2 separate regions of the Homo sapiens genome follow, and region 1 is linked to region 2. A link is an interaction called in ENCODE POLR2A ChIA-PET data of the cell type or tissue named here. Cell type or tissue: Panc1. All regions are shown on one strand. Each heading gives the region's core, and the rest is flanking DNA. Links, peaks and the distances in the headings are about the cores only. Region 1 overlaps DNM3 (dynamin 3). Region 2 overlaps DNM3 (dynamin 3).

The links. ChIA-PET counts read pairs that join two places held together with the same protein. Peaks named below come from ENCODE experiments on the same cell type or tissue, not always from the same donor. Only the 100,000 strongest peaks of a DNase experiment are listed, where the experiment ranks them.
Region 1: POLR2A ChIA-PET joins it to region 2 with 13 read pairs; 3 of 35 experiments call an interaction of 5 or more read pairs at or near these places.

Annotation. Positions count from the first base shown.
Region 1 is chr1:172,274,342-172,279,735 of GRCh38, forward strand. All of the region lies in intron 15 of DNM3 (dynamin 3), which reads left to right. Among named protein-coding and RNA genes, the nearest start is that of DNM3OS, 130 kb to the left of the region's middle. RefSeq lists an enhancer at 4,006-4,660. In Panc1, for the core only: no CTCF peak of the experiment used is centred there; no DNase peak of the experiment used is centred there; H3K27ac peaks cover 4,433 bases.
Region 2 is chr1:172,059,876-172,065,269 of GRCh38, forward strand. All of the region lies in intron 10 of DNM3 (dynamin 3), which reads left to right. Among named protein-coding and RNA genes, the nearest start is that of MIR3120, 76 kb to the right of the region's middle. In Panc1, for the core only: no CTCF peak of the experiment used is centred there; no DNase peak of the experiment used is centred there; H3K27ac peaks cover 455 bases.

The sequences.
Region 1 (5,394 bases), core at 204-5,203, 210 kb after region 2:
TGTGTTGATGTTTGAGAAGGATGTGTGGAAATGAAGAAGTGACTAAAGAGGACAGCCTTATCACCAACAACATAAGCATATCCCTTGCTCTTTAATTCTGCCCCAGAGGGAAAGGAACAGGGCTTCAGTCTCAAATGAGAGAGCCACTTTTCTAGTCTGGGGTAAAGATATCATGCATACCTTTCCTTCCTTCCCCTCCACTGTGATAGATCTGAGAAGTGATGAAAGCCAAGAAATATTGAGCTGTTGGATTTTTTTTACTAAATGCTATGTATGCCAAGGGTTATTTGCTTAATATCCTTCATCTTGGATCAAAATGGTGAGAAATTTAAAACCGAGAATTTCCCTGAAACACTGGTTTTTAAACCTTCTCTAGTGAAGGTTTTTTTTTTTTTTTTAATTTTCAATTACTTGCAGATCAATGCAAGGTCCTATTGCACGCCTGAGCAGTTTGCAACTTGCATGGCATGAGACTCACCTTATGAGTTCAGCAGCACTCAAACTGGTCTAAACACTTGAACAAGACAGACTAGTCCACTGATCAGGGCTTGGATGTCATAGCAGTGTCAAATTGCTACAAGGGCTTCCAACTGCTTACTCTTTGTTTCTGTATTTTTGTCATTATACACTAGTAAACAAGCAGTTCTGGGACCTGAAGCAATGCTCTGTTATTGGCCATCACAAATGTAAGGTTGAATTTGCCACATGCACTGTCTAGTCAAGGTTAATTATTCCTAGACAACTATGACTTGCCATCTGTGTAGCTGTTGCTAGATGCACAAGTAGAATTAGTTATGGTAGTGTGGGCTCATCAGGTAGAACCATTCAAAGTGTATATCACTTATATCTCATAGATTAGAACACATGGTCCAGATACTTATTAAATTATTGGATAGATCAAATTTCCATTAACTATACCTCTAACACAGAGGCTATCATCTGTGTGAATATACAGATGATAGAACATACAGAACAAGAACATGCAGGCTCAATATTTGTCACTAAAGTTATTTTATCATTAATTATTTTCAACATAATCTAATTTTCTTCTACAATCTGGAAAATATTTGGATTTTTTGGCATGCTGCATGTCTGCTTCTTTATAGTGCCTTCTTTCAAATACCTGAATCATAAATGAAGAAAAAAAAACTTGAGAAAGATACAGTTGTTGACATTTCAACCTTCTTGCTCTTTTCAAAACCACCTTACCTGCTAACTTCTGTTGCCTCTCCCCACCAGAGATGATTATTAATTTTTTCTTTCACATGGCTCAACTGGTCTGACACTCTTGGAAAACAAATATTTGTTTCCAGCCCATGGAAACACACATAGTGTACTCAAGCCAGAAGTTCTGAGAAAGCACACTGTCAGGTGCTGCTACTCCTTTGGAGAACCTGGCTCCCATGAAAACATCTGAAATATAGTTCCGTAACATCATCTATTATTAAAAGATAATTTTTATTGCCTTGAAATTTCTCCTTGAAGAGTATTTCCTTACTGAAGTGTTTTATGTTTAACTTGTCAAAAATTAAGGAAGGCATGAAAGTTGCCTTATGGAACTGAAGGACTCGCATTCTGCGTTGTCTTTCCAGAGGACTGAATTAGTAATGTGTAAAAGTGGCTCAGAAAAAGATATCAGCATATCATCAGGAAGAGGTTTTTAATACTCTTAAGATTTTATGTATTACATATATAGTATATATTTTTAGTATAGCTTTTTAAAAATAGAATGGGCAACTTGTGAGTTAGCAAGCCTCCCCCCATTTCCAGAGCACTTTAGCAGAAGCTAGATAACAACTTATTGGTAGGGTGTCCTAATTTATCATCACTCTTGAGAGTAAAAGGGGACAGTATTAATAATTAGTGTGGGACAGCACTTGGCAATAAACTGGGACTGTCTGGGCAAAAAGAAACAAATGGTAAATCCTACCTGTGAATGATGTCATAGAAGAGAGTCCTGCCTGATGGGGGAATTTGGCTTAGGTGACCCCTATAGTATATACTCACTTGACTATTTTCTGCACTACCATTTCCTCATAACTTTTTCCGATAACTTATTTTGCTAATATTCTCTAAACAGGAAGAAGTTTGAAATGCATTATTAAGGATTAGATTTTAAATTATGTTTAGGAAGATTTATGTGTAAATTGTGTTATAATTCTTTTAAATCCTGTAACACAAATTAGCTTGTAATAATCACAGAAAAAAAATCTTAATGTGTGTGTGTGTGTGTGTGTGTGTGTGTATAGGACTATGTTCCAGCTGGCCTTATTGAGTGAGTGTTCTTGTTAATTATAAACCAGTCTTGAGTGTGATACCACTGTTTATTATTGATACCTTCAACCTGCTTCTGAGATTCTTCTTATGAGTTAGAGTATCCCCAGAATCCTAAATGGGGAACCTCACTTCCATATTCGATAAGCTGATGTCAATTACAATAAAGAGTATGAGAATTATAAGTTAGACAAAAGGCAAGATAGTTCCTTTGAGAGGAAAGCATGCCTTACAACTCTATGAGTTGTTTGGAAAGTTAAGTATTTGTGACAATAATGAATGAATAAGTACATATTTAAGCTTTCAAATAGCCATTGACAAAAATCTGAATCATGGTGGAATTCAAAAAAAGTTCATTATGTTTTCTTTAAAAAAATATGTGGCTAGAAAACTGTCTCTGAGAAAGATTAAGGGTAGAAATTATTCAACCTATAAGTGCTTTATTGAGCATCTGTTATGTATTAGGCTCTGAGGTAGGAGCTAATGGGTACAAAAATGGTCCTTGTCCTCTGCATTCATGACTCTAGTAGTGTATTGGAAAGAGATGGATATTTCTGTTAATGATATAGTATAACAAATGAGATTTCTCATGATCCTAATTTTCTAGATTTCTAGGACTCTAACCAGCCTTAACGTTTGTATAAGTAATCAGAAATACTTTGCAAAAACTCATATTTTGCAGATCAGGCTCACTTGGGTAGTGAAAAGACAATCTTTAGAGGATTTCACAGCGTTTTAGTAGTGAGCAGGAAAATGGCAGACTAATTGAAATGTGGAAAAACCTGAGGTGTCATGTAAATTTAGAGGAAAATGGTCCAAACTGTAGTCATAGATTCTTGGAGTCTGATCAAAGGCAGTGAGTGTAGGAGTCTCTGTAGACTAGTTCTGAAAGTATCTATGCAATGTGTTGATGTGGTCAAGTAGACATCATCAAGAATAGAAAACACACTACTGATGTACAAAATTATGGTGTTTTATAACCTAACACATTATATATTAAAAAGTTGCCAGTCAATTGCAAAAAAAGGTGTAATATAACCAGAAAAGATTCTGTAAATAATAATTAAAATAATTGATGAGGTAAGAGAATTATCTTTTATGAAAATAGCGAAAGCATTAGGATTCTTCATTATGAAAAGATGAGATGTGTTTTCAAGTGTTAATGTCATTGAATTATGTGACTGTGATTTTCCCCCAAATTGAAAACTACTAGAATAAGAAGCCTTGAATAAAAAAATATAGGCTGCACTGAAGTTCTGTCAATTATATTCCTAATAGATTACATTAGCCCTGAGAGGTGGTACAGATACTTCCCAAACAATTTATATAAAATTATGACTGCATAAAAAATTAGTCTGTTCCTAAAGGAAAGCATCTCTGAAAGCATCTCTCAGCTCAGAGATTCATTGCAAGGAAAACCTCTCTGCCTTTCCTGATGTTTTCTGTTATATAAATACAGTTGAAGTGAACACTTGGTTTGACCCATAATTCTACTTTTTTTGTATTCTGTTCAAGGTACAAGAGAATCAAAATGACAAAGCACTTATGAAGAATGCGCCAGTCTATTTTCCTTAGGTGTATAAATAGCTATGGTTTTTTTTCTGCCCAAAGTCAATATTTCAAGTATTTTCTTACTTTACTAATGCTGTCACAACTCATCATTTATAGCCCCTTCAAAGGGCCATTAGTGTTTCACAATATGTAATGCAGGGGTGCCCAATCTTTTGGTTTCCCTGGCCACATTGGAAGAAGAATTGTCTTGGGCCACACATAAAATACACTAAAACTAACAATAGCTGATGAGCTAAAAAAAATTGCAAGAAAACCTCACAATGTTTTAAGAAAGTTTACGAATTCATGTTGGACCACATCCAAAGCCATCCTGGGCCTCATGCAGCCGTGGGCCACAGGTTGGACAAGTTTGAATTGTAACAAATGTAGTCACCTTCAGGGAAGCACTCACTATACATTTTTTGCCATGCCACTGGGGAGAAGGCAAGTGTGTGATTCACTAGCCCTTTAGCTCATAAACATCCCTGCTGTGTCCTGCCTTCAGTTAAAAATCAGGAATATCAGCATGTGACTTGTTGCATAAGTATACAAACTCAGCCAGTGTCTCATTGTACCATTTACTTCACTGCCTCTAAAGTTCTGTGGCATTTCCATAACAAACCCCAGCACATGCTGACTAGAGAAGAACCCCAGCAGACCACAGTGATTGACTTAATTTGGAGGTTAAAATGTTCTTTCTCTGGTAGTTTCTATTATCACTGCGACTTTTCCCGGGACACAAGATCAGTCTCCCCATGCTTAACCCAGAGGAGTTAGGCCAGTTTTCTGTTGCTGAAATTCACTTTGCTTATTTTCACTAGCAAACTGGTTTCATAAGCATAATCTTGCCAGACTGTATGTCATTTTTCTCCCTTTATTGTAGGAAATGATTGAGTGTGTGTGTTGAGGAAACGATTGATGCTTTGCCACCTTTGGAGGGAGCAATTATTTTGTGAGAAAGCTTGAGAATAATTAATTTATGTTGGATTGAAAAATAATTGGAAGCATTTTTCAGTTCCTTTTAATACACAGATTCTTATAGTAAAAGCATATTCATTTGAAATACACAAACTTTAGAAAACTATTTAATTGAGTAGATTTGGATAGTGGACTATTGTACCCCAAAAAGGGTCTCTTATGTCTATACATTTGCACAGAATACTAGTGTATGGGTGTTTGCACTTGAATAATTCCCAAATTGGCACAAATTAATTAGCAAATGCATGTGCTTGGTTCTTTTACATTGCTGTTGTCAATATCATCAATCTTGATTTCCAGCAAGATCCTGAACACCTTAGTCACGAATTTTATCGTGAAAATGTTAAGTGCGCTTGTTCCATCTATATGCTGTTGACCCTAAAGGTACACATCCAACTCTGATTACTCTTCTGGGCTTCAAATCTATATCCAGGCTTCTTCCTACCAACCCCAGCTTAAAATTAAACTCTTGGTCTTTCCACCCAGACATGCTCCTCCAATCTCCCAGTTGCTCATGCTGGAAACTTAAACATCACCTTGGATTTTTCTCTTGCCTTCACTTTCCGCACCCAGTTTCTCAGAAACATATGA
Region 2 (5,394 bases), core at 317-5,316:
TATTCAGTTAGGAAAAGAGGAAGTCAAATTGTCCCTGTTTGCAGACGACATGATTGTATATCTAGAAAACCCCATTGTCTCAGCCCAAAATCTCCTTAAGCTGATAAGCAACTTCAGCAAAGTCTCAGGATACAAAATCAATGTACAGAAATCACAAGCATTCTTATATACCAACAATCGACAAACAGAGAGCTAAATCATGAGTGAACTCCCATTCACAATTGCTTCAAAGAGAATAAAATACCTAGGAATCCAACTTACAAGGGATGTGAAGGACCTCTTCAAGGAGAACTACAAACCACTGCTCAAGGAAATAAAAGAGGATACAAACAAATGGAAGGACATTCCATGCTCATGGGTAGGAAGAATCAATATCGTGAAAATGGCCATACTGCCCAAGGTAATTCACAGATTCAATGCCATCCCCATCAAGCTACCAATGCCTTTTTTCACAGAATTGGAAAAAACTACTTTAAAGTTCATATGGAACCAAAAAAGAGCCCGCATCACCAAGTCAATCCTAAGCCAAAAGAACAAAGCTGGAGGCATCACACTACCTGACTTCAAACTATACTACAAGGCTACAGTAACCAAAACAGCATGGTACTGGTACCAAAACAGAGATATAGATCAATGGAACAGAACAGAGCCCTCAGAAATAACGCCGCATATCTACAACTATCTGATCTTTGACAAACCTGAGAAAAACAAGCAATGGGGAAAGGATTCCCTATTTAATAAATGGTGCTGGGAAAATTGGCTAGCCATATGTAGAAAGCTGAAACTGGATCCCTTCCTTACACCTTATACAAAAATCAATTCAAGATGGATTAAAGACTTAAATGTTAGACCTAAAACCATAAAAACCCTAGAAGAAAACCTAGGCATTACCATTCAGGACATAGGCATGGGCAAGGACTTCATGTCTAAAACACCAAAAGCAATGGCAACAAAAGCCAAAATTGACAAATGGGATCTAATTAAACTAAAGAGCTTCTGCACAGCAAAAGAAACTACCATCAGAGTGAACAGGCAACCTACAAAATGGGAGAAAATTTTCGCAACCTACTCATCTGACAAAGGGCTGATATCCAGAATCTACAATGAACTCAAACAAATTTACAAGAAAAAAACAAACAACCCCATCAAAAAGTGGGCAAAGGACATGAACAGACACTTCTCAAAAGAAGACATTTATGCAGCCAAAAAACACATGAAAAAATGCTCATCATCACTGGCCATCAGAGAAATGCAAATCAAAACCACAATGAGATACCATCTCACACCAGTTAGAAGGGCAATCATTAAAAAGTCAGGAAACAACAGGTGCTGGAGAAGATGTGGAGAAATAGGAACACTTTTACACTGTTGGTGGGACTGTAAACTAGTTCAACCATTGTGGAAGTCAGTGTGGCGATTCCTCAGGGATCTAGAACTGGAGATACCATTTGACCCAGCCATCCCATTACTGGGTATGTACCCAAAGGACTATAAATCATGCTGCTATAAAGACATATGCACATGTATGTTTATTGCAGCACTATTCACAATAGCAAAGACTTGAAACCAACCCAAATGTCCAACAATGATAGACTGGATTAAGAAAATGTGGCATATATACACCATGGAATACTATGCAGCCATAAAAAATGATGAGTTCGTGTCCTTTGTAGGGACATGGATGAAATTGGAAATCATCATTCTCAGTAAACTATCTCAAGAACAAAAAACCAAACACTGCATATTCTCACTCATAGGTGGGAATTGAACAATGAGATCACATGGACACAGGAAGGGGAACATCACACCCTGGGGACTGTGGTGGGGTGGGGGGAGGGGGGAGGGATAGCATTGGGAGATATACCTAATGCTAGATGACAAGTTAGTGGGTGCAGCGCACCAGCATGGCACATGTATACATATGTAACTAACCTGCACAGTGTTCACATGTACCCTAAAACTTAAAGTATAATAATGAAAGAAAAAAATTAAAAAAAAAGAAAATACTTGCATTTCACCCCCTCTAATGGTTGCCATCCAGTCAAACTCTGTGCTGTGCTTTGCATGTAATACATGTCTAATGTAATAGGCTTTAGTGCCCAGGCTTCGAATCAGACTGGTTATTAAAGTCTGAAACTTTTGTTGGGTATTATAGGAAATTCAGGCCTGGGACTTGGTTTTAATGGGATAGAATCTCACCTTTTCATCTTACAACTCATTAAAGGATTTGCAATCTTTATAATTGGTTCTTAATTTATAATTTACCATGGTCCCTGATTTTCCTCCCACTTTCTGTTGTGAAGTTTTTTTCCATTTTAACTGCTCATTAATATGTCTACCAGAGATAAACTTGGGAAGAGAGAGATAAAAATCTGGTTATGATCTTCAGGTGTTGTTTTGCCACCATGTCAACCCACCCTGGATTCCTTTTTGGATGTTTTCTGAATTACTTAAGTAAGAGGCTCTTCTGACTACTCTGCGGCACCCAAGTTTTATTCACTCAAGGTTGGACTTTTTGTTTTTGTTTTTCTACTCTCCTTGTTTCTTAGGTGAGGACTTTTTTGTTTTTATTCCTTAGCATTTCATAAATAACACTAGAGTTCTCTTCATTTCTCTGTTTAAAAGTTTTTCCATCTTATACCTCACCACTTCTCCTGCTATTTGTTGAAAATATTTGAGGTTTCTGGATTAAGGATTTGCCCACCTGGAGAAGGTGGGCTAACACTAGCCCACTTGGTCCCAGTTCACCTAGTTGGGATCTGGCACTCCTTTTCCCTTCCTGCCAACTTCACTTTGACCTTCTTTGACTTCTCATATGCCACTCATATGCCAATGTAGAACACCCCATAAGGAACTTTCCCATTAACCCCTGTACAACTTAGAAAACAGTCACTATTTCTTGATCTCTTTATATTAGAATTGCTTCTTATCTTCAATCACCTTTGTAAATGTTTCTACAAATACATCTGTTTAAAAAATTTTTTTCATAGCAAATGTGTTGTGCGCAGATGACTGCCTTCTCATATCCTGAATAAATACAACACTATGCTATATAAAAACAAAGGATTGCTAGGGATTTTGTTGGGTTGGGTGGGTGGTTAATTCACAGAAAATGAAATTAAAAAATTGTATGCTTTTATGAGTGCTAAAATTCATTATTTCTATTTGGTTTGTAGCAAGCAGCCAGCATTTAAAGGTTTATAGCTTTTTCATAAAAGCCCTTATCTTTAGGTCAGCCAAATCAATCAAGTCAAGTGATATGTATAGAAGAAATTTTGTTCTGAATTTATTTTCTTAGACGGTTACCTAATAACTCCAGTCTTTGCTAGAGGCATCAAACTTGTTCCTCTTGATGATATGGAAATCTTGCCTGGTCTCTTGACCATTTTGAGAAAAATGTACTAGCATAGCGTAGATCTTATGGTCTGATAAACTGTTAATACATTTTGGAAGTGTATAATTTTTGTTTTGTTGGATAGAAATGTCTCCCAAGTGTTTTTTTTTTTCTCTAGGAAAATGTGATCCATACTGAAATTAAATTTTTATATTGAGGTTCCACCAAAATAATTAATCAGTACCCTAAATAACACTTACAACATTGGACCTTATTAAAACATGTTTTGCTGCTTTCTCTCAGAACATGTATAATTAAAATATTCTCCTTGAATTAAATATTGAAGGTTTTGATTCCTAAAGTCGTGTATATTATATTATTTCTCCATTGAATCTTCTTTATTATTTAAGAATACTCTACCCAGGCTGGACTGGTGGTGGGCGCCTATAGTTCCAACTACTCAGGAGGCTGAGACAGGAGCATTGCTTGAACCCAGGAGGTGGAGGTTGCAGTGAGCCAAGATGTACCACTGCACTCCAGCCTGGGCAACAGAGCGAGACTTTGTCAAAAAAAAAAAAAAAAAAAAGAATATTCAATGCAATTTGAACTATAAGCTATTTAGAACTAATTTGCTGTATAATAAATGTATAGCTTTGACTGCAAGTTTCACTATTATAATATAAGCATCAAATCCTCAGAGGACCTCTCACACCTGGTTTATGCATTTATTTCTTCATATTTCCCATTGGTTTTTAAAAAATATTTCTCTTGTATGACTATTTATCTGTATAGGCAACCTGCCACTCAAGACTATGTGGTTTCTAATATCAGGTGTTATGATATAAACTGAGCATGGAGCTGGACTGTAGCAGTTGCACCATGAATGACTGATGTGACATAAATTTAGGAATGTAATTATTATAACTAATAGCAAATCCTTCATCCCTTGACTCTCTATAAACCAATTTATAGGTTATTTAATTAATCATTAGAGGAATAAAGGCCTAAAGACATCTTCTAGATCAATATTATTTAGGCATACATACTTAATATTCTGATTACTTTGACAAATAAGAACTCCCATATTCTTACAACTGTAGGCTTTTAATTTGACATTCAAATTAAAAAAGTGCAAAAGTGATTGACAATTATAATGGTATAAATGATTGAGGAAATGGTGATTGCACATTAAATAAGAGACATAGAAGAGAGGTGAGGGATTGAATTGAGCAATCAAAGTTAAGTATGTTTTAAAGCTAAGTAAAGGGTGACACAAACTGAGCAGGGCACAGTTTGAATGAGATCATGAAATAATCTCATTATGAGATTAAATGAGATAATGAAATGAGTGGTAGAAAGCCTAATCAGAAATCAATTGAAATGTCAGTAGGACTTTATTTTTTAACCTCTGTATGTATGTATCTTAAGAATTGGGACTATTTATATGTTTGGGACTATTTATATATATTTATATATTTTATATTTGAAAGCCAGCAGTTAAAACCAAGATTTTGACTCTTATACTCCCACAATCAGTTCAATATCAACCAGCTAGTAACCAAACCAGTTGTTTCATTAATGCCATTCAGTGGTGGGCCTAGATCCTACATTGCTTAGTGTCTCTTCAAGGTTTTTCCTCCTTTGTCTCCATAATGGTAGTTCTTCTAGTGTGTTCTCTGTTTCTTTTGTTCCACTTAGAATTCAGGCTTATTGACTTCCAGTTGTCTCAATTGTAGGTACAAAATTGTGGCTCTTACAGATTCCTTTTCTGGTAGAATTAAGCCCATGGGCAGTAAGCTTGAAAAGATCAGGAGACACACACGTGCACACAAATCAATGCTCCTGCCAAGGCCAGTAGATTGGAGGCATTCTTAGATGTCTCTACTTCATGGGATATTCTTGTCATTTTGGCCTTTCCCTGACTTAATGATGGCCATATACTGGCCTGGGGTCCTTCAGCTATCAAGTGTTTAGTATCTGAATAAATATTTATATTGCCACTATTTGATGGTTTTAAAAATAACTTTCTGCTGTAATCTATTTGCTAAATGCTGTTAAAG